3 separate regions of the Homo sapiens genome follow, and regions 2 and 3 are each linked to region 1. The links are chromatin loops, found by intact Hi-C in ENCODE. Cell type or tissue: Caco-2. All regions are shown on one strand.

Evidence for each region. A loop is a pair of places that touch in the nucleus more often than their neighbours do. Peaks named below come from ENCODE experiments on the same cell type or tissue, not always from the same donor. Only the 100,000 strongest peaks of a DNase experiment are listed, where the experiment ranks them.
Region 2: it touches region 1 in a loop (3-fold over the local background); 9 of 110 quality-filtered maps call a loop at or near these places.
Region 3: it touches region 1 in a loop (9-fold over the local background); 11 of 110 quality-filtered maps call a loop at or near these places.

Annotation. Positions count from the first base shown.
Region 1 is chr6:126,335,914-126,343,913 of GRCh38, reverse strand. It overlaps CENPW (centromere protein W), which reads right to left and starts at 3,799. Exons shown (of 3, transcript NM_001012507.4): 1 at 3,515-3,799. The coding sequence starts at 3,640. RefSeq lists enhancers at 3,580-3,629, 3,640-3,909. In Caco-2, no CTCF peak of the experiment used is centred here; a DNase peak (open chromatin) is centred at 3,833; H3K4me3 peaks cover 1,644 bases.
Region 2 is chr6:126,172,373-126,180,372 of GRCh38, reverse strand. It overlaps a transcript of TRMT11 not described here. Among named protein-coding and RNA genes, the nearest start is that of CENPW, 160 kb to the left of the region's middle. In Caco-2, a CTCF peak has its summit at 3,888 (motif pointing left); no DNase peak of the experiment used is centred here.
Region 3 is chr6:126,029,156-126,037,155 of GRCh38, reverse strand. The region is part of intron 12 of TRMT11 (tRNA methyltransferase 11); the gene reads right to left. Among named protein-coding and RNA genes, the nearest start is that of TRMT11, 47 kb to the right of the region's middle. In Caco-2, a CTCF peak has its summit at 3,324 (motif pointing left); DNase peaks (open chromatin) are centred at 1,805, 2,265 and 3,345.

The sequences.
Region 1 (8,000 bases):
GTGTCAACTTGACTGAAGGATGAAAAGTATTGTTCCTGGGTGTGTGTGTAGGTGGTGCTGCCAAAGGAAAATAATATTGGAGTCAGTGGACTGGGCAGACCCACCCTCAATCTGGGTGGGCACCATCTAATCAGCTGCCAGCATGGCTAGAATAAAGCAGGCAGAAGAATGTGAAAGTACTTGACTTGCTGAGTCTTCCAGCCTTCATCTCTCTCCCGTGCTGGATGCTTCCTGCCTTTGAACATCAGACTCCAAGTTCTTCAGCTTTTGGACTCTTAGACTTACACCACTAATTTGCCAGTGGCCCTAGGGCCTTCGACCACAGACTGAAGGCTGCACTGTCGGCTTCCCTACTTTTGAGGTTTGGGGACTGGGACTGGGACTGGCTTCCTTGCTCCTCAGCTTGCAGATGGCCTATTGTGGGACTTCACCTTGTGACTGTGTGGGTCAATACTCCTTAATAAACTCCACTTCATATATACATCTATCCTATTAGTTCTGTCCCTCTAGCAAACCCCAATACAGATACTGAGACAAATTAGTATTACTTTTTCAAATCTCACAAAAATTTTTTCAAGCAACCTACATTTATGTCATAAAACAGTTAATTGAGTGGTACTACTCCAATGCGCTAAGGCTTATATTAAAATGGTCAGAACAAAAGTTAGTTTTAGGGTATTTAGCTAGGCATTCTAACTTGAAAAAGGTAAGCTATTCCATCAATAAGTTACTTTTAAAAATCTGCTTGCTTGAAAAAGAAATCAAAAGAAAATTTATAAAGAAATACTTCTTGACAGTCTCAGTTGACAGAAAGACTGGGCCAGTCTGACTTTCTCCTCCCTTTGTCATAGCACTTTTGAATTTTACATGAACTATAAGCACCCAGATATTTGCACAGCATTCCTTTACATTTAACAGATGTTAACTCTCTCCCTAGTACCATCCCTGGGGCTAAACAATCAAATAAGGCATAAAACAAACAAAATAACAAAAAGCCAGTGAAGAATAATAAAATAACACAAAGAAATTATAAATAAAATGCTAGAAATGACATCAATCCACATAGTTGTCATGCATTTCCAAAATTAATTGTAGACTCAGAATGTTGAAGCTATTATGCAAAACACCAGGAATACAAAAATTTCCAAATTCAAGTTCCCAGACTAGTGGCAGAATCAAACCCATAAAGAAAAAGGCAAATGTGTGACAATAGATGATGGAGAAGAAGATAAGATTGATCCTTTCTAAGGACATTAAGGAAAGCGTCACTGAAGTAACATTTGAACTGGATTTTGAAAAAATTGTAGGTTGCCAAGTAGAGTGAAGACATCTTCAAGCAGAAGAAATACCATGTACAAAAGGCAGCATAAAAGTAGATTAATTCTGTGTTAAAGATAATGGGAGACAGAAAAGGAGATATTCATTCTCCTCAAGAAGCTGCATACCACACTAGGAAACATCAGCATATGAAAACTCCTAGACAACAGTGTTAAGAGTCCCAATAGCTCAACTGTATGATGTATACTCTTACTGCTGTCCAAGTTCAGAAAAAAGAGCAGATCAAAACAAACTGCTTTAACTATAGAAAACTTTGTGGATGATGTGGGATGCAAGTGAATTACACTTCTACATAATTTCATTTGATCTTACCTTAGGTCTTTTCATGATTCTAGCTTTTCTTTACAAATGCTGCTCCCTTTAATTTTAAGGTTCCTCTCACTTAACCTTGCAATAACTTTCAGGTGTAGTTTAATGCTAATTCATTGAACTTTTTGCTAACTCATTGAACTGGGTAAGATATGAAGTGTCAAAGGTGAGCAGAAAGCTATAAAGAAACCAGGGTAATCCATGCCACATTCAAGACAGTGAAGGCGAACTGTTTAATGAAAGCCAAACACGACGAGCATACTACCTGGGAAAAGCTACTGACCAAAAGAACATTCTATACCCCATCAATGCAACCGCTTGAAATTTCAACTCACCCACTTTCCCATGCCACCTGGATCCCACCGCACTATGGAGCCCCTCTGTCCATGGGTTCTTTGGAGGAAGAAAGGGGTAGATGTGGGAGGATGCTGACTACCTGAGGAATTTCCACTAAGCCATTTGCACCAGCTAGTGGTCTCTTGGATATCTTTGATCAGGTACATTTCCTCTCCCTCCATTTAGAAGCCCCAGTGAAAGCTCCATAATATACTACGTAAAAATGTTTTGCAAGTGAATTTCATTTGAATTCCGTTCATTTGTGCCACCTCTATCACCAGCATGGGATAGTTAATTGGGGTCGGGGCACAAGACAGCCTGTATTGCCTCTTCTTACAAGATTTAAGAAAGTAACAAAAATAAGGGCAGAAGATAGAAGTAATACTTTTCTGGGGGAAAATGTGTTTTTGTTGTGTTTTGGCTTCAGAGACCAAATAAGGGGAAAGGGGCGATAATTCTATAGTAGTTTAGAAAAGGAAGCAACAGATGGGGTGGCAGTGGAGAAGTCCAGGAAGCAAAAGAGTAAAGAGGAGGTAGAAAAACCAATGTCGTTTAAGAACAGCTAGGATGATTCATGCAGTATGCTCTTATTATCCACAATTCTGTACCTTGATCTCCTGGAAATTATGTGTCCATTTATAATGGCTCCTTTACTCAAAGAGCCAAGGACAAGCTACCGAACATGCCTCCAGTGGTTTAAACCTAGAGAAATAGTGTTCATTGTGCCAGAGGAATATGTGTTCCAGGTATTCAACACACAAACTGAATTTATTTCAAGACAGAAACATTATTATACAGTGGTTTGATTGGGGCTTCTTATTAGGAGAACATTATGCTTCAGGTATTATGGGTCAGATAAGCAGGCTTTAGTAGTCTAGCTTAAAAACTGACTAGGTGTTCTATTACTTGTCTAGCGAAATGAATTAACAGTTGAGAGGACTCTTCCTACAAATAAACTTTCCCATCAGGGTCCTTTAGTAAGCACCCTCACCTAGAGGAAATAAGGCAATGTTTGGTTAAATGCGTAAATAGAGGAGAGACGGAGGGAGCCAAGGGAGGAAAGAGGAGACAGGGAGGGAGGCAAGAAGGGAGGCCCTTAAAAGGCATGTGAGCAATGCCTTTTACAATAGCTAAATAAAAATGACCCAGACTGAATTCCAAAATCTATTTTTTAAAGGGTGATTCTTTCATACCCTTTGCAAGTACATTAATCACGGTGCCAGATTGTGTTCCTAAACAGCAATATTTAAAACTGTAAGCAGTAACTGTACGTTAAGCTCATGTGACTAACAGTCTCCCTTTAAAAAGATCCAGATATTTACTTTTCGGCGCGGCCCGGTACAACTGAGCGCCAGGAATATGAACTGACATGCCAGGGTGGGGCATACGTTCCCTGTCATTGTTGGAACTGCCTTAAACAGGGGCCTGAAAGAGCTATAAATTGGCTCGGGGCGGAAAAACAAAGGCTTAAGGTTATTGCCCTTACCTCTCCCGTGCCCCATTCCCAGCCCGAGAAGGGATGGAATCTCACCAATAAGTCACCACTTTTCTCCAGACGAAGTTGAGGCTTCTTTCGCTTGAAGACTCGCTTTAGAAAGCCACGGGGAGCCTTCCGCTTTATCTGCTTCCTCTGGGAGACTATGGTCGACAGCGCCATCCTCTCTGTCAAGTACCAGCTGCCTCAGCTTCCGAGGTGCTCTCTGTATCGCACACAAGCTCCGGGGACACTGGGCCAGCGAAAACAATCCGGTCCGTATGACGCTTCTTCAGGCAGAAAAACCTCAGTCCGAACGTTCGAATCCGCCGCCAACGGAACGCGCCCGGCGCTCAGTAGTGACGTTAACCCTGAGCAAGCCCCGCCCCCGGAGACGCCTGCCTGTAGGTGGAAAACGCCCACGGTGGGCGGGTCCCGGGAATACCTGACGTCATTGAGAGCCTGCGTCCTCCTTTCATCACTTTCTGTATTATAACTTTTGCTCTGTGGAAGTGTTTCTGCTAGGTTCCCTAGAGATGATTGGAAGTTGTGGAGAGAGAGATTGGTAAGCCAAGGCAGTTCTTCAAGCACTCACTCTATACTGTCCCTAATACCAACGAACAGAAGTTTGTGATGTTTTATCAGGATTCCGACAGCACTAATGCCATGCCTTCCTAGCAAGGAATGCATGATTTTCAGATACTAACAGTTAAGAATTTTACACTTCTACGTAATTTCATTTGATCTTATCTTAGGTCTTTTCATGATTCTAGCTTTTCTTTACAAATGCTGCTCCCTTTAATTTTAAGGTTCCTCTCACTTAACCTTGCAATAACTTTCAGGTATAGTTTCATGCTAACTCACTGAACTTTTTGTTATTTCTTCAAGCTGTTAATTTCTCTATTATCTGTGCTATTATAGAAGTATTAATAGTTATCAAACCTTAATGTGCATCAAAATCACCTGGGGGACTTGTTAAACTACTGTTCGCAGGGCCCAGCTCCCAGTTTCTCATTCACTAGATCTAGGAGATACTCAAAATTTGCAATTCTAACAAGTCAGGGACATTGGCATTTGCTAGTCTGCAGACCAATCTTTGAGATCCGCTGTGATTTTAATTATAATTATCTCTAATACTATCTCTATTGAGATTTCAATATTATGTTATTGTGATCTCACGCACACAAGTGATCCTTCTACTATCTGGCCTCCCATTTCTGAGACCTCCTCTCTGCCAGTCATCTTCTACACCCTTGAGTTATTCATGCATGTGGTCATACCCTAGGCGGTGTCATTACTAAATACCTTTACCTTCGGTTTGATCTGCCACTTTCAATTTAGTTGTCTCTCTTCAACCGTATCTTCTATCTTTTGAATTTACTCCCTCCAACAATTCTTCGATGCTACTGGGACTACTGTCCTATCTTTTTCAGTTCCTCTCACCACACCCCCCAGCTCTGCCACCCCACTCTATGCCTTATCTTCCCTCCTGTAGTCCATTATGCATCGATCATCATAATACTGCCCTGTATTTCTCCACAACTTTATAGCCATTCTCTTTTATCCTCACACTAACCTGGCAATATTCCAACTCTGCTTAAGTTAAAATCTCAATCTATTCAACACTTGTATCTGTGTATTAATATTGGCATAAGAAAACAACACTCACAGGTATATGTCTGATCTCAATTCAAATTCATGACCACTCATGTGGGCTCTAAGTACTGCTACAATCCTTTGATATTTCCTAAAGCCATTCATTCATTTACTCATTCTCTTACATAGCTATGTCATGCCTTCTATTTCTTACCTACCCCATTCTCAATCTCCAGTGATGACATTGCTTCAACAACAAAATAAAATTTAAAAAAATCCATGGAGACTTTCTGTATGCTTTCACCACCCCATCTATCCATCAGTCTCCACCTGCTCCCATGGATGAGATGCCAACTACTCCACTTGTGCCCGAGATCAAGCCCTTTCCCCTTTCTTAAGGACATTTCTGTAGCAATTCTCCTTGCTCCTCTGCTTCATGAATTTTCCTTCTTTGCCAATTTTTTTCCATCAGCACCCACACAGCTTATAATATCTCCAGGCTTTTGAAAACCCTCTCTTAATCCTACCTTTTGCTGTTGTCCTTCTACAGAACAAAACAAAACTAGAAACCGTTGGCTAAATTCAGTGTCTCCAAATACTCTTCGCTTATTCTCTGTTAAATCCAGTACAATCAGACTTTTCTAGCTATCTCTTCACCAAAATTGTTTTGGCCAACGTGACCAATAGCATCATAGTTGCAAATCCTATGGCCAATTTTCAGGCTTCAGTTTATTCATCAAACCAGAAGTATTTGTTGAGTTTCATGATTTTTCCTTCCATAAAACAACATATTTAATTGGATATGATTCTCTTTTGTTTTTCTTTGTACTTGATAGCACCTCAGTCTCCTTTTCTGGTTCTTCCTTTTCTTTTTGATCTCTAAATTTTAGAGTACCCCACAACCACATCCTGAGATTTCTCCTCTATCTACATTCATACCCCATGTGATCTTCTCCAGTATAAAGGTTTTAAATACCAAATTTACATCTCCAGCTGATTCTCCCCTAAACTTCAGGCATGTATATCCATTTCTCTGATGGATTAGAATTCTAAAAGTCATCCTAACACCATGTCAAAAATTAGGGCTTGATCTGCCCTTGCTCCCCAAACATGTTTCTCCCAGTCTCTTACCTATCTTATGTGCTAGCACTTCCAACCTTCCAATTACTTAAGCCAAAATCTTGGAATCGGCCTTAGCGCCTCTCTTTATCTCACCCCATATTCAATCTTTCAGCAAATCCTGTCAGTTCTCCTTGCAGTATCTGATCACATCTCACCACTTCCACTGCTACTACACTTGGCCTGGACACGATCATTCACATGGCTTATTGCAACATCCTCCTGAGAGTGTCTCAATCTGTTTCTATTCTTTCTCAACAGAAGAGCTAAATTTAATTCAGATTATGTCATTTCAGGACTCACTAGTTGTTTCCTCTCTCCTTTAAAATCAAAAAACAAAGTCCCTATAATGACCTGAGGCCTTACCTGCCCCCCTACAAATGCACATGCACTTACAAATACATAATTAACTTACTTACCTTCTACAATGGAGCAACTCACTCTCCACCGTGTTAGTCTCCTTAATATCTTCAATGGTCCAGATGTTTTTGTCCCCCCAAAATTCATATGTTGAAATCTAATCATAATGTGCTGATATTAAGAGATAAGGGCTTTGGAAGATGATTATGTCATGAGTGCAGAGTCCCCATAAATGGGATTAATGTCCTTATAAAAGAGGTCCCAGAGAGCTGCATTCCCTTTTCCACCAGGTGGGAACATAGCTAGAAGGCACACCATCTATGGGCCCCGAAAGAGGGCCCTCACCAGAACCTGACTTTGCTGGCACCATGATCTCCGACTTTCCATCCTTCAGAATTGTGAAAAACAAATTTCTGTTGTTTATAAGTGCTATAGTTTGAATGTTCCCTTTAAAACTCACGCTGAAACTTAATCCACAATGTGGCAGTATTGAGAGGTGAGACCTTTAGGAGGTGATTGGGTCTCAAGGGTTATGTCCTTATGAATATTTAGTCCCTCCACGGGTTAATGGATTAATGGGATATCATGGGAGGGGAACGGGAACTGTGGCTTTATAAGATGAGGAAGAGGGTCCTGAGCTAACACATTAGCATGCTCAGCCTCCTCACCATGTGATACCATGCACCATCTCAGGAATTTACAGAAAGCCCCCACTGGCAAGAAGGCCCTCACCAGATGCAGCCCCTTCACCTTTAACTTCCTGGCCTCCAGAATTGAAAAAAATAAAGTTCATTTCTTATAGATTACCCAGTTTTAAGTATTCTGTAATAGCAAGAGAAAATTAACTTAGACAATAAGCCCCCAATCTATGTTATTTCTGTTATATCACCCCAAACAGACTAAGATAATATATTTCAGACAGACCTCAAGTACATGCAACACAACACACTCACACACCCATCAGGTGTTTGCACTAACTATTCCCTCTGTTAAGAATGCTTTTTGGCCAGGCGGGGTGGCTTAGGCCGGTAATCCAGCACTTTGGGAGGCCAAGGTGGGCGGATCACTTGCAGTGAGGAGTTCAAGACCATCCTGGCCAACATGGTGAAACCCTGTCTCTACTAAAAATACAAAAATTAGCTGGGTGTGGTGGCGTACACCTGTAATCCCAGCTACTTGGGAGGCTGAGGCAAGAGAATTGCTTGAACCCGGGAGGCAGAGCTTGCACTGAACTGAGATGGCACCACTACACTCCAGCCTGGGCAACAGAGTGAGATTTTGTCTCAAATGAAAAAAGAAAAAAAGAATGTTTTTTTCCCATTTATCTGCATAGGTGGCTTCATCACCTCTTTCAGGTTTTTGCTCTGACAAGTATCAGACAAACCTTCTGTTTACCATAGAAACACATGTAACTATATATATGCCTAGAAGCTCATGTACACACATACATATACATACCCAGTCATGC
Region 2 (8,000 bases), 160 kb after region 1:
CACTTGGCTAATGGCAATAATTACTATGGCTTGGACAAGGTATTTATCACTTATACAGAATATTTAGCTCTCTGGTACAAATTCTGATTTGAATGGCATAAAATATACTCAGGTATATTTTTAAAAAATTATAATACATATTCACAATAGGTAATCTTTGTAGATCATCTAAGATGACCAAATAAAATATTTCTGAAAATATAACCTCACGAGTCAATGATCAAAAAATACAATGATTGAAGTTTTGTCTATAAAGTTATATCTTTTTTCCAATTTCTTTCATTCCAAACTATTTTTTCAGTCCTTTATCACGTAGCATATTCTATTCTAACAAAGGAAATTTGATTCAGGCATATTGATTTATTATAGTTTACAAATAGGTTTTTCTCCTTTCTTATATAGAAACTGGTTTGACAGAGTTGGATATAATCTATAATTGAAAAAAATTCAATAAGCATGAATTTAGTTTGTGTGTTTTTAAATTTTCTTCCCTAATTATTAGAGGTAAGTTAAAATGTGTTCATATTTTTTAGGTGTTTGAACCTTATAACAATATTTCAGAAAACAGAAAAAGTTTAAAATCATTTTACTTGCTTGAGTGCTAAGTGAATATCTTTGAAAAGTATATACTTCACTCTCATTTGTGAGCTGTCTTATAGTTATTCTTCGCTATATGTGAAACCTGACATGTAGTCTTTCAGTTTTGTCATCCTATCTGCTCTTGCACTTTAGTTAATATTATTTGGTAGAAATGCCATATTTTGATTTTTTCATGACAAGTTAATCTTTGGGGAAATGAAAGATTAAACAATGGGAATGAACAGTCAGAAAAGTAGAAAAAAAACTTTGTTCAGTGTGATATCCTGGAAGCCAAGTGAGGAATGTTTCTAAAAAGAGGACAGGATCAACACTGTCACATGCTGCTGATTTGGTACAGTAAGAGTACTCTGATGGGTTCAAACAAGTTCAATCAGAGCATGTATATATAACTATGCTCTTTCCAACTCTACTTAAATAACAATACAGAAATTTTTAAAGATCTGAACCCACATAGATAAAGAGAATGGAAGCAGGGACCACAGCAGAGGAGCAATATTGACAAAATCTTGAAAGATGAAGAGTGAATAGATAAGCAGTAATTCACTTAATTGAAAGCAGAGAGCCTCAAGCGTTCACAGGAAGGAAGAAGGTCCACAAGAAGTGACACAATTTCTTCTGCAGAGCCCTAGAAAGGACCAAGTTTGGGAGGTATAGTATACCTCTGAAGGCACAGTGGAGGCAGGTGGGTGGGGGAGCTGATAACTTTAATTTTGAAGTAATTGGTTGAAATTTTGTTTAAGGAAAAATTAGATTCCTCCAATCACTTCCCAATTTCAGATATCCTAAAATTACCCCTCCTATATACCCTGATAGACAATAAGAATAAAGAGAATTATCTAAAGAATTCTAAACAGAGAAGTTTAGTATGTTTTTCGGGCAGAATTGAAATTGGGGCTGAAATTCCAGACTAAAAACCTAGACTATTAAATTAAAATGTTTACACTGATAATGTAACTCCCAACCGCTTCCCTGACTAGATCCCAGAAAGCTGCTAGCCAGGTTTATGCTCCCCAAGCAGGAGAAAAGATGAAACTGTCTGGGGTCAAGAAAAAAGACCTAGACACCAAATAAACAGCTGGTTTTCTCAGTTTTTCTACATGGTGACCCTAAGGAAACATGCGCTATACATACTTAGGATTTCAATCAACTTGTCTTTCACATAAGGCAGAACAGAAAGTATCTAGCATAGAAGTCAGAGTCTACAATGCATAAACAGAATAAAAGTAACTTAGAAGAGACAGATATATTGTATGAAGAAGAATATAGTCACAGCTATGTTTCCCTGGGAGGTAGACTCTGAAATGGGCTTGAGCATGCAAGATATTTATTAGGGAGTCACTTTGGAGGGGACAAAAGCAGGGGTGGGCTAACAAAGAAGGCAAGCTGCAAGGCCAGTCCCATGACAGCCTCAGCCTCAGTGTCTGGGGCTAGAACAGCCCTTCAGAACTCTCCCACATTGGGCCAAGATGGCCAAGCACTCATAGCTCACATGGAACAGTCTTTGGGTGTGGCTACCTCAAAAAGGGAAGGTGATCTTGGGCAACAACTCTTTCCTTGAAGGGTGATCTGAGTGTTGCATCCAGTGCCTACCATAAAAACTTTAAAGAAACTATAATAAATAAATTTAGAAAGCTAAATAAAAGCACTATTCCATCTGATGAAATAAGAAAATAATGTTATGTATTTTTTAACATAGAGTATTCTGAAAACATAAGATCGCTCTTGAAATTTTAAAATATAACAATGGAAAGGGTTAAAGAGAATCCCCAGTTTGATAGTAAGGGGAAGACCCTGGACCAGAGCTTGCAGTAGGCACAGGGAACAACCAGTTGTGGGAGGAGGCAGCCAGAGGGCTTAAGGGAAAGGGGATGGATACTTTGAAAAAAATGAAACTGATGGATCACTTATTATATTTGCATTGAGAGAGGCTGTATACCTTGGATTTGGGGGATGAATCAGTAGTAGAAATATAAAAATCAGCTAATGAAAAAATCGTGCAATTTTTCATTTAGGAAAGCAAAGAGTTGAAAAAAAAGGTCAGAGCACCCTTCTGAGCTCAGCTGTGTATAGTATTTATGTAGTCATAATAAAGCAAACACAGAATAGAGGTTAAACCAAAAATGGTAATTTACCAGCATTTAGAGGCTGAGGAAATGGGAAGTATATATTAAGTGGTGTGGGGAGAGTTGATAGGGCTGGATTCTTTTCTCCAATAAGAGGAAGCAATAGAAAATACCTAAAGCTTTATTGCACATATATAAGAAATTAGTATAAACATGTTATTTAGCCATTTGGAATTAGATGCCAGAAGAAATAGCTAAACAAGTTGAAATTGGTATCTGCACATCGAGAGTTGGGGATAGCAAATGGAGAAGTAGAGTACTGCTGTTTTTCATTATAAATCTTATAATCCTTTTTGACTCTATATACTATATACCTGCATTAAATCCTGCTTTATGTTGATAAAAATTCCTGTTGCCATAATAGTTTTGCATCCAATCTTTTTGAAAAGCTTGGTTTATGGCACTACAATTCAGTCCAAGAGGAATTAACCCAAGTTCAAGCATATTTTATGATACCTGGGAAAGAAGAAATCAGAGAGCCAATGGTATTCATACTTTAATGATTTGATTTCCCATTTCAATAATTAATAATTTTCTTGACTCTGATGAAATACAATGACTTTGTTCCTACATGACCCATTTTACTCTTCATCTCAGCTAACTTTTCTTCAGCCACAATTTCTTTGTTTTTTTTTTTCTTGTTAAAAAACATCTGTTGAAGTCTAGGTAAAATTAACTTTAATTTTGGTTTCTTTCCAAATTCTGCATTTAACCTGGATGAGTGAATGAAGGGTTGAAGGACCATCGCATTTTCATGTTATAATTGATGTTTATGTTGGGCAAGTGAACACTGTTCATATATCAAGCTGTCAAGTATTGTCACCTTAATAGAGTAAACAATTAAAAAGAAGAATTGTAACAATCATTTTAATGGGCTTCTTGTTCATTAATTTCATAGAAAAAAACTAAAACTGATTTGTGAAAATAAACTACCCATACTTTGCCTCTTTCTCTCTTTTTAAAGTGATCCATCAGCTAGACCATCACAAGTGTTCTGTAAATCTATTTTATTCCCCTTACTTTATAGGAAAATTAGATTATAGATCCAAGTGGAGAAAAGGCCATTGTCTGGGTTCCTGTGATCTCATTTTACCCATAGGTCACAGGAGGTATTCAAAGTTCTTAAAATTGCACACTACAAAGAAGGAACTGAGGTCCTTTTTCTAGACAAGATAACCCACCACCTCCCTCAAGTGGTCAGTTGGATTAGTTTTCTGTTTCCAGAGCTGACTATAGTTATTTCCAAGAACTATAGAGTCATGTATAATGGCTGGGTTGAATGGACCTTTTTTTCTTTAATAAATTGATTGGATTTTAGGGTGAAGTGTGCTGACTATATTAAATTGCACTATATTTTAACTTCTCTATGTCAAAAGAAAAAGACACTTAACCAGGGGCTAGCAGTTGTTTACAGGGCTGGCCAGCTCAGGATTGCTTTCACTGTGGCCTTTGCCTTTCCTGCTAAGAGCTTAATCCAAACTTCATCATTTTGACTTCCTTAAAGTCTTGTACCAATTTCTTTTTCACTAGAGCAAAGGTGTTAATTCCTGCTTCCTGAACAAATTGGCGTTTCAGTGATTACACATCACCCAGCAAAACTTGCTTAATGATGTTATTTCCTAACCAAAACTGAAAACTTTTTTAAATGTTTCCTCAATTAATCTCTGAGAAAGGGGATAAGGGGTGGAGAGAGGGAAAGGAGACCCAGGGTGTCTTTCTGATGAGCAGCAGTAAGTAAAATTCTCAGTGTTATCTATAGTTAAATCATTTTCAGGGCATTTTGTACCAAAACATCATTTCAGGAGAAATTTATGAAAATCATTGCTTTAAGTCATTAAGGCTAACTTTAGTTCTAACAATCCCAGAATAAAATATCCAACAAGGATGTCTGCAGAGTACTAAACTGAATAAAGATATATGAGTTGATGATATTCATGCTTTCTAATAGTAACTAAGTAAAATGCCTTTTCTGTATGTTCATTCCTCAGGTTTGTGAAAGGATGAAAGGAACTGGAAAAGAAGTCAGCCGGGAAGCTAGGTATCAGAGCAAACATAATGAAATAGACTTTTGTTGCCTTTAGTGTTTGAATAATGCTTATCCAAAGTTTTCAAGTTGATTTAGATAACCTAGCAATCAGCTAAATCAGATATTTGAGGGCAGTTTTTAGCTTTTTCTTTTTCAAACCCAACCACAAAATAAACTAACTCTTGCTACAAAAACAGTCAGCCTCTCTGGTATTTTGGCTCCACAACTCACATCTCAATGAAGCCAAACCCCTAGGAATGAAAAAATATCTACAAATGCACACAAAACTTACTAAACCTATGTCAGAAAAGGGCCAAGTGTGTCAGGTTGGAGAGGACCCTGTACACTCTAATCTCAAAGTAGATCAAGCTATAGCAGGTTTAATTCTTCTATACCTTGATCTATTGCTAAGCCCCTCCAACTATTATTGACAAGAATACCTGGGTTCAATCACTGTCCCAGTACCAGGGGTTTGAAACAGTAGAGTGGACAGACACAGGAAAAGTAGTCAATGATACAAAACATTCCAATATGTGTATCATACTGGCTGAAGGTAATATGTTAACATCATAGTTGGATAGTTTGAAGCCAACTTAGGAAAGCTGCAGCAACTTTGCACATACAATATGCTCCTTTTGATACAACATTCTGTAAGAAATCATTTTCTGAGCTTTGGTTGTTATCATCAAGAATGGATGTGGTTGGGACTCACCAGGGTGCTCCATTTCTGTCATTTTCTCTTTTTGCGACTCACTCTTCTGCTTCTCAATCTGCTCTTGCTCTCTCACTGTCTTTTCCTCTGAAAATTCAAAGGCACAATTATAGCATGAAGTTGCAAAGGTTTTTTACCTTTCACCTGCAAGGAACTAACAGGCAAGGACATTCAGGGTGGGGATGTAGACCAAAGAGAAAAATTCCTTTAACTAGATATAACCTTAATTGAAGAATTTTGACTTGTCCACAAGAGATCTGTGATAATGGAATCAAATACTGTTCCTATTTTACAAAACAGAAAGCATTTATATTAACTGCCAGGGAATAAACACCTCTGTTTGTTTTTTGTGTAAAGTGCTAAGTGCCATATAGGCAAGCGTGGTTAGGAACAGTGTGGCTTTAAGGTCCTGAGGCTGAGAGAAGCATCAACATTTTCCTCATTATTTGGGTAGAATGCCATAAGGAAATTTCCATATTTTGGTAAATTGAAGGGCATGGTAGCCCAGCAGATGTCAAGAAGTACAGATACGAAATTCATACCCTGAAATGTCTGGCAGCTTTTTGTGGGCTTCCTGACATTTAACCAGCAAAGACTGTAGATGTGTCTGAAATAAGACTGTTCCTTTGCTTTCTGTGACTTAGACTTTTCTGGGTTTGGAGTCTTCTGGGTTTAGAGTTTGTAAAATAAAGATCAGAATGCTTGCAGCTACACCTTCACCAACACTCCACCAATGCCATTCCTGAGGATAGCCTATGAGGAGTGGGCGACAGTGGGGAGTGAGAGGCTGCAGAAAGGTGAGGAAGGAACATGTGTTGCCAAGGCCAGTGCTCCAAATAAAAACATCAGGTTCTGGGATGGAACTTGAGATTCTGCATGTCCAGCAAGCTCCTAGGAACACACTTTGAGCAGCCAGGACCTTGGATCAGTGCTTCTCACACTATCTGTTGAGAAGGAATAGCTCCCCCACCCACATGATCCCAGGCAGGACTCTGCTCTTCTGTTCCCCAGACATTCTCCTGGGGCAGAGAAAGAGGCCACAGTGACATGACACACTAATCACTTCTGCAGCACACCAGGAACCAGATGCACCATCAAAAATTCTGCTGGTTTCCAGGTTGGGCATATGAGGAAAAAGACAAAAAGAATTCTTCACTTCACTGCTTGAGGCCACACAGTCTCTGTAACACACTGAAGGATGCTAAGTTCCTTTGGTTTTCCTGCAAACAACCGCTAACACCAGTCTTGTATTTAGAGTAGGATTTAAAATCCATCCACAGCCCATACTTTTTAAGGAAGCAAATCATGGGGTTGGCTTCCCATATGCTTCTCATCTCTGGGGTCTGCTTACCAGTTGACTTCTCATAGCATGCTTGCCCCGACTGCCTTGCAGTCTTTTCAGATGAAATTCAAGATTCTCCGGTAACTGTAGCAGGACAACTCCTAAGATCAGCGACCTTCCAAATAACCTTCTCATTCCTCTCATGTTCAGAGAATGGGAAAGGATGCCAGAAAGCTATGTGAGGGTGAATGAGGGCCAGAATTGTAATTTATATCTATGACCTGACAGAAAGGTGGAAACGGGGAGAATGTTACTCAATACTTTTTTGCACTGTACTAATCTCTCCTCAAGGATGCTTTGCCAAGACAAATCATATATTTTTATATAAAGCATCTACCATTTCTACTCCTTTGCCATAAACAGGCATTTCAAACTTAGCAAGGGCAAGAGAACTTTTTTACTAGAATAGAATGTTAGCTCCTTGAAGACAGAAATTCTGCTAGGCTCATTTACTGCCATACCCTGAGCACCAGAATAATGTTTGGCACACAGTAGGTGCTCCGAAAACATGTGTTGGCAACTACCTAACCATAATGGTAATGAGGGCATTGCGAGGCCTCATGACATATCTTCTCTACCTACATATTGTACACATCCTTCTTACACCCCGGTTCACCTCCTGCCAGCCTTTCCTGACTCTTCCCACATTTTATAAACTCCCTTCCCTTCTGTGCAAATTTATTATCTTCCCAGTATCCTCACCTCATCTATATGCCTCCTTTGTTCTACATTTTCTCTGATCTTGCATGTATCAGAGACTTTTACAGCATAAGTTTAAAAACTTATGAAACAGTGAGTGTTACAGCTCCACTGTCCCTTCTAAGCTTACTGCCTAGAACCATGAAAGAATGAAGACTCTAGTTTGCAAAGATTTCCTGCAGAGGTAACAGCTGTGAGTACAGCAAATATTGGACGGATGGGACACAAAGTCACGCTAACAGTATTGAAAGTGTTTCAATAAGACAGAAAAAAAAATACACTTGAAGAAAATGTCCTACTTCACACTTTTGACCAGGGCTAGAATAAATCTGTGAGGAAATATTTGTTGAGGCTTTATGTGATTCTGAGCAATCTGTGAGGTAAAAATCACATAACTACCGGGGACTCTTTTCAGATGTAATGAAATGCAGCCATGGTCCAACCTTGACTAGAGATTCTGCATGGGGGTTCTGCCACATGATGGGAAAGACAGATGGC
Region 3 (8,000 bases), 310 kb after region 1:
GAGGTTTTCTCCAAAAGAGCTATCTTCTTCCCCAACTCAAGAAGCAGGAGGAGCTCTGAGAATATAGGTGATGGACTAAGGCCATGACAGCTGAGGAGCCCACCAAGAAAGAAGTAGAACTGGATGAGAGGTCTTACTAATGAAGGCCTATTAACTAAGGATATATTTCAATGGCACAGACTTTTCATATCAAGAGGAGGTGTAAGAGCCACAGGGAAGCTGAAGGATAACAAAACCCTGAAAGAACAGATGACTCCACAGGTAGACTCAAGTCTGGTCCACATATCAGGACTGTGCCAGGATAACGGCAACACAGAACAATGTTCCACCATTTAACGTCAACTACTTCAACTTTCATCAAAAGTCTGACTGAAGTCCATCAACTACTCCTCCAGGTATTCGAAATTCTGTCCTTATGTCAGTAAGATCACTAGAAAACTTGATCACTTCCTAAGCTGTGTTAGCTTAATCCTGGCAGAATGTTTTTCTTCGGTTTTTATTTTAAAGCTATGTCCAGATGCTGTCATCTTTTCAGCTACCATGTTGATCCTCACAATTCTTGGCATTGTTCCCCATCCAGTCATCAAAATCAGAAACCTGCGTCAAATCCCTCTTCTCAGATTTGGTCAGTCCTAAAATCTTAACTCGTATATCCTAAACATCTCAAATCCACTTCTCTCCACTCATAACTCCAACATTTAATCTAGGCCTCCCTCATCCCCGCCTCTTTTCCGTAAATGGCCAGCTGCCCTGCCTCCAGTGTTTCCTTCCCTAGTGTATTCTCCATACTGAGACCAAACCTAATTTATTAAAATGCAAATTTAATATGCCAACCGCTTGGCTAAAATCTAAATAAGTTCAAATTGTCCATAATTCTCAGGCTTTCCCTTGATATCTGGGGCTTACATTCAATTACCTATCACTTTGCAGAATGACATCTCACTTTCCTCTGTACAAGGGGAATCAGAATGCAGTCAGGTATTCTAGCTCTGCCCTCATGTCCACTATTCTCCTCATGGCCCCTCTAGGCCATGCAAGATCACCTCCCCCTCAAACTGCCTGTGGATTACTTCATGGAATATTCTAGAACTGCAGTAGTAAGGAGGCTAAGGTAGGACAGAAATGTGATTCCAGCAAGCTGACCCAGGCTCAATTACTAGCGTGCCTAGCTGACCTAAGCTGTGGTTATGCAGCTCACAAGAGGGAGGCAGAAGACAAAGCCCAAAGCACAATGGAAGATGGGCTTCCTCTACGGACCAAAGGAAGGGATTAATAAAATAGTTTATCTTTGACCAGAGGGATAGAAATAGGGCAACTATTGGTAATAAAATCAGAGAATATAAAGATTAGAGTCAGAGACTGGGAATGAACAGCAAAAGCCTGAAAAATCCAAAAGTAATGATTAAAATGTATGCTAACGATTATTGAGAAAACACTCACTACTTAAGACATTCTTTTCTGTAATAGTTTAGACCTCTCAGAATAAAGGCAAAATAAGCCCTTAACCGACCATGTGTTCTATTCAGTGCTATGGGGACACGGTGGCAAAGACATACATGCTACTGGAGAAGGTGGGAAAGATCATTAACCTTAGAAATGCAACTCCTGGGGAGAAAATGCTATTTTCTTATTTCCCAGGTAGTAGAGCAGAATCAGTGTGAAGTGTATGTTTGGGTTCTGTGCTAAAATGTCCCCTTTCTAGAAGACCAAATGACTCCTGATTGCAAAACACAACATCTATCATTTATAACAGAAACTCTGGAAAACCCAAAAGCTCCAAATCCCTTACACAGCCAGAGATCTGGCAGGCGCCAGTCTATTATCTAGCAGCACAAGTCCTGCTTCGAGTAAGACATTCCAAGGACTTTGGCTACTATTTTCACTTAAGTGGAAAGACCATAGTTCATAAAATATTTCTCACGAAACACTCAGTATGTCTATGGTCCAACACATATCACATATAATCATACATATAAATACCACATATCTATGAACAATACACATTTAAAATATACCCAGACCATACGAAATATACTATACTCTATGCAGCATTCAGAACTTTTATTACCTTAATGCTAAAAAAAAATGGCAAACTCATTTTTTGTTTTCTCTTTTCTCTCTACCTCTCTTTCATCCTATCTTTGGTTTAGTTTGCCAGGGCTTACATCTGAGACGATGATATTCAACTCTACATATTTTTCATCACCTTTTCATGACTCTTCTCTATTCACATTCCCTGCGCGTCTCAACCAGGAATATCTGCAAGTTGTTTTTTTTTCAGCACAGTATCTCAAAGGCCAAAGTGCTTACTTAAAAGGAGAAGAGTATCCTCAGCAAACACAATCTTTGATCTCCCCATTAACTCAAGCTCATCCCAGTGTTTGACTTTTGGTTTCGCTAACATTTCTAAATCTGTCTACCACTATTCATTGTGATATCACCTACGTATCATAAAACCCGAGTTCTGCCAAAGTTTAGTAAGCAAAACCTATTTGATGGAAAAATAAAAACACACAAGAATTAGGAAATGGCAAGAGAGAAGACTATGGTGATAAAAAGACTACAATTTCCAAATTTCTTAACCATTGATAGTAATTAAGACGATATGAATAAAATATTAAGACTATTGACTATACTATTATCATTTTTTATAATCAGAAGAGTTTCTGTAGGTAAATTTGTGCTAGCCATAAATGGCTACATAAGGAAGACATACAGCATTCAGCCCTATCATTTATCCTTTTAAGACAATCAGCAATTGTAAACATTATAAGAAATACACAAGTTATGATTCAAGAAAGGAAGATATATTTCCTACCAAACTATGTGTTATTACATAATTATTTAATTTTCCGTATCTTTTTGCAGAAAAGTATCATCTAAATTTTACAGATAGGGACACAAGGGGGCTAAAGAGTTTAAATAATCTACCACAAATCACACAGCTGGTAAGTAGCATTGCCAGAATTGTAGCCTAAATCAGACTTCAAAACTCATGTTTTTCCCATTGTGATTCTCTTTTTTTTTTAGTAGAAATTACATCAAAACAATGGCTAAAGAGTTAATTTCCCACATGGTGGATTAGTGGGTCATTCAAAATAGAGTTTGACATTTAGAGGACATTCCTCACTGAACAGCAACATTATGGTAGCACATATTTCAGATCTAAAGTTTTAGGCAGGACTCCTTTAACCACTGTCCCACCCAGCCAATTTCCTGTCCTATCAGTACTGCTAATTCTAAACATAAACCACTCGAGGAATTTTAACACACTTGCCAAAGAAACCAAAGGAAGGCTTACAAATTGGTAGTTAACTTTCATGTGTACACTACCCTCTGCTGGCTGGAGCATAGCAATCCTTCTTTAGAGTACTTCCTGATGTGAACTGAAATAGCTTACAGCACAGCAGACCATGCATCTGCCAGGAGCACCGTTTTGATAGCTGTTTGTGAGTCCCGGATTGCTGTAAACATCGAGAGTCCCACAGTCCCAACATGACCAGGCTGGCCTTTTCCTCAGGGAATGTTAGCATTTATTCACACCATTTCATTTTTAAATAATGATGGAGAAATAGACAACTACATATTCACCTCAGCGATTCTAACGTGTAACACTGTCTCAGTGTCCGACCTAAAATTCCAAACTACTCTCTAGAACAAGAAAGAAAGGTATATAAACGTGACCTTATTCAAGTCAATCTATGTTTACAACTATATATCAAAAATACAGCATTAAAAAGAACCCAAAAAGATGCTAAAGCGATTTCAGCCACTTATAATAAATTTTAATCTAATGGGGAATTCATTCTCAAGAAAATAAATCAAGCTGTATGTTCTGTAGTCACATTTGAAACTGCTGCTTTAAACACAACTCATGACCCTCTGGATTATACTGTGAGAATACATATATAAAAAAAGTTTCTCAAACTGACCATCATAAACTGCTCAGACTTCCAACATACGAAAGATTCTTCATTGAGAATTCCACTTAGATAAAACGATCCTCCTAATTACTGCCTTCTCCCAGTATTTGCTATTCTCTTTTATCACCTCCTTCTTAAATAAAGGGAAGGTGTTATAATTTTCCACAATACGTCAATTCAGCTGCTTTATTGGTTTGCTTCTCATGAGAAATGAGGCCTAGGGATCATAGGATTAAAATGTTTTTGTCCCACTGATTTTTGAAGAGTAGTATCAGGGTAATGATAAAATTCAATGTATTTTCAAACAGAAAACTTTTGGCTACCATAACTATCTGTTCCTACTCTTCCTTTAAATGGATGATTTAAATACCACTGATGTGATTGTTTTTATTCTAGAACAGCCTAGAGTAATCACTTAAAAGTCAGTATTCTTTCCATAAATATTTATTGCATTGTGAGCAAAAGAGTCAAGTTCCGTGAATTCACAGAGCTTGTACGTACAGTGGTGGGAGAGACAGACATTAAACAATGTACATCCAGACATATACTTACAAACTGTGATTAAACACTGGCAAGAAAAGAATATGGGAAGAATAGAAGGAAACACCTATCCAGAAGCGGTGAAGGGAAAGGACAAGAAAGGCTTCTCTCAGGAAGTGACATTTATCTGAGACCTAAAGGATGAATTAAATTTACTCATATGAAAAGAGGGGAAGAAAACATTCTAGGAAGAGGAAACACAGTGCGTGTGAGAAGACTCTGAGACTAAAAGGAGGTAAATCCATTCTGGGACCTGAAAGACTACGGCCAGGGTGGATAACAACTGGTAAGCAAAAGGGAAGGTGGCACAAGATGAGACTGGACAGGCCAGAAGTAGATCAGGCTGACATAAAGGTTATGTAAAGGATTCTGAATTTTATTCTAAATTCCGCAGAAAGCCATTGATGAGATTTAAGCAGAGGAGTTTCCTTATCTATTTATATTCTGAAAGATACTCTGGCCACCATGTAGGGCATGGAATGGAGGGAGAAACTGCAGAAGCAGAGAAATCAGTAGAAGATTATTACAGCAGCCTAAGAAAGCAGTACTGCCCCATGGTCCTGGGAGTAGGGATGGGGAATAAAAACATATACAAGAAAACAATCATCCGCTCAGTTGTCCCAAGCCAGATTTCTGAAACATCACCCTTAGCTCATCTCCCTCACCCCAATTATCCAATTAGTCACCGAGTCCTGCCATATCTACCTCCCCGCAAAATTCTCAATTCCAACAAGTCCCCTACAATCTCTATTCTAGCTTCCTTGGTTTATAGCCTCACCATCTTTGCCTGACTATTCCAGGAGCCCCCTCAGTAGTATCACAGCTAACTTTCCACAGCTCAAATTCACTAACACAGTGAAGCTAGGAGGACCTTCACAGAACACAGAGCTTCTGCCACTCTCCAAACATCCCTATGGGCTTGCCCTTTTACCAACAGGATAAACTTGAAACTGTTCAGTAGGTAAGGTCCCTCAACACTGGGCTTCCCTCTCTTTAGTCTTCCAGGTCATCTCCAGCTGATCCTCCCCCACTGCTCAGTATTTCCAGCTACACTGAAGTCCAGGGTTCCCCACATATACCACAATGCCTCTCATGCTTCTGTATCTTGCTTAAATTTTTGGCTTTCCAACCAAATTCCCCATCTCTTTTGCCTCAAGCACCATCTCCTTAGGTAGGTGCTTTCCTATGTTCACACAACACCTCTCACAGATCACTACAGAACACAAGATGCTATGTTGGAATATGGTTTGAGTGGCCATTTCTCCTGATGTGCAAGTTTTCTAAGGATAAGAAGCCTTAGTCTGTTCAGCCCCAACACCTGACACGAATGGTCCCATAAACACATGTTGCGTGATGAAAACTATGGCCTTCCTCTCAAGGAACAGGTAATTAAGTAAGAGAAATAAAGTATACAAAAATAGGAAAAGTATATGAATGTAAAAATTGTTAAGCAAATGGCTTTTTTTCCTATTTCTCATAGTACCTTTTCTAAAAGTTCACCTGTCCTCAATTCTTACATTTAGTATCTGCTTATTTACTCAGCAAAAACAAAAACAAAAAAACTTGCATCCTTCTTTACAGAGCAAACAGCAGTTATCAGATATGAATTTCCTCAACCTCCTTGCCCCAACCACCATGCCCATCCTCTACTACAAACTGGCTCCTACTCGCTTCACTGTAAAGTCTCATCTCCTGCACCGCTCCCTATCAATATAATGATCAAGTCAAAATTCTCTCCTGGTGTCCCTTCATTGCCAAGAGTTAATTTAATAGAATTCCTGAAACTTCAGTGAAAATATCTAACAATGGTCATCAATTTATAAAATCACTATTCTTTAAAAATAAGATATTTCCACTTTCTAGAGGATGAAGTTGCAGAGCTCTATAGTCATTCAGCAGAAAACCAAATGGCTTCTATTTTAATTGTAGGTCAGGTTTAAGCTGTCCTTTTACTCACTGACAGTTCCTGATAATGATATAATGATTTCTTCTACCTCCCTAGTATTAACCTTAAGTCATTTATAGTCTCAAAGTGACAGTAGTTTATACAAAACAGCAGCTTCATTGCAAACGCTTGAATACAAATGGCTTATGAAATTTATTCTATGATAAGTGAAAACCAGTGATGCTGTCACCATAGTGAAAGCCACCAAACTAGAAGTGTTCATCCAATTTTGTGGGGAAAAACTTTTTAGATTCATGGAACCGATTAAAGCTATGATATACATTCTTAAGTAAGGTGTGAGGAAGAAGGCAAAGAGATGGAAGAGAAAAACAATGGGTCGGTTTATTTTCTTTTAATCAGCAGAGAGTGAAATGAAATGTAAATGACAGTGCTGAATATAACGGGGCTCAGTTCAGCTTCAGGGTAATTACCCATGTCCAGCTTTTGTTTAAAAATCCTGCTCTCCTTATCAAAGCTTCCCACTGTTCTACATCTGGTACTGGACAGTAGCTATAGAAACCACTTGTGCTAAAGTTATACAACTATAAACAGCACCAGGCCATTTCCAAACCAAGGACAAGCAGGTCAAAAGTCTGGCATCCAATACTATTAAGAGAAACCTCTAGCATTATTCTTAATGAGAACAAGGTACCATTGGAAATCTTCATCCTTGAATTAGGTATTTACATATAATCTATACTTTTTAAAAATTTCACTACATGATAGTAAGTTACCTAAAATCTATGAAAGTATTTTAATACGTATTAAAATCTTCATATCTAGAGTGCTCAAAATGAGTGACAATGATTAAACTTTGACATCTGGCACTCAACATGTAATTTCTTAATACTTATAAAAAAAACATTGGGGATATTAGTCCTTATCATGACAACATAGAAGTATTAACACTTTCTATATGCTATCTACTAGAATCTGTACTTTATAAAAGTCAAAACTTTATCTTAAATGATAAAAGAATACAAAGTCAACACACTAAACATTTAATGACTTGTTAGTTACTGTATCTAATATTTCATTAAAACTAAAAATCTTGTTTAACACCTTCTTGAGTAGCAATAAATGAGTAGCAGACCAAAACATGTGCAGGCATGCACATATATATGCTCTCACTTTAATGTAGAGACTATTCCTCTCCTAGGTGAGTTTTTTAAATTTCCATAATCCATTAAAAGGATAATTAATAAAAATGAGTATGCATTTATACAAAGATCAAAACCAGGCAAACCTATATTGCTTAGGGATGAATTCAATAGTGGTAATATTACAAAAGAAAAGCAAGACAATGATTATGATTACCGTAACAGTCAGAATAGTGGTTACATTGCAGGGGGAGGTATTTATGATCAACAATGGCCACAAAAGGGGGGATCTTCTGGAGTGCTGCATTACTCTATAACCTTGACCTTGGTGGCAGGTACATGGATGTTCACTTTATAATTACTAAAGTGTACATTTATGTCTTATGTAAAAAATACGCATTAAAAATCTCAGAGTTAGATTCTTAGAAGATCATAAAGTGGAAAGAGGACATAAGTTTACATGTGAATTTGAATAACACCAGAAAGATAACT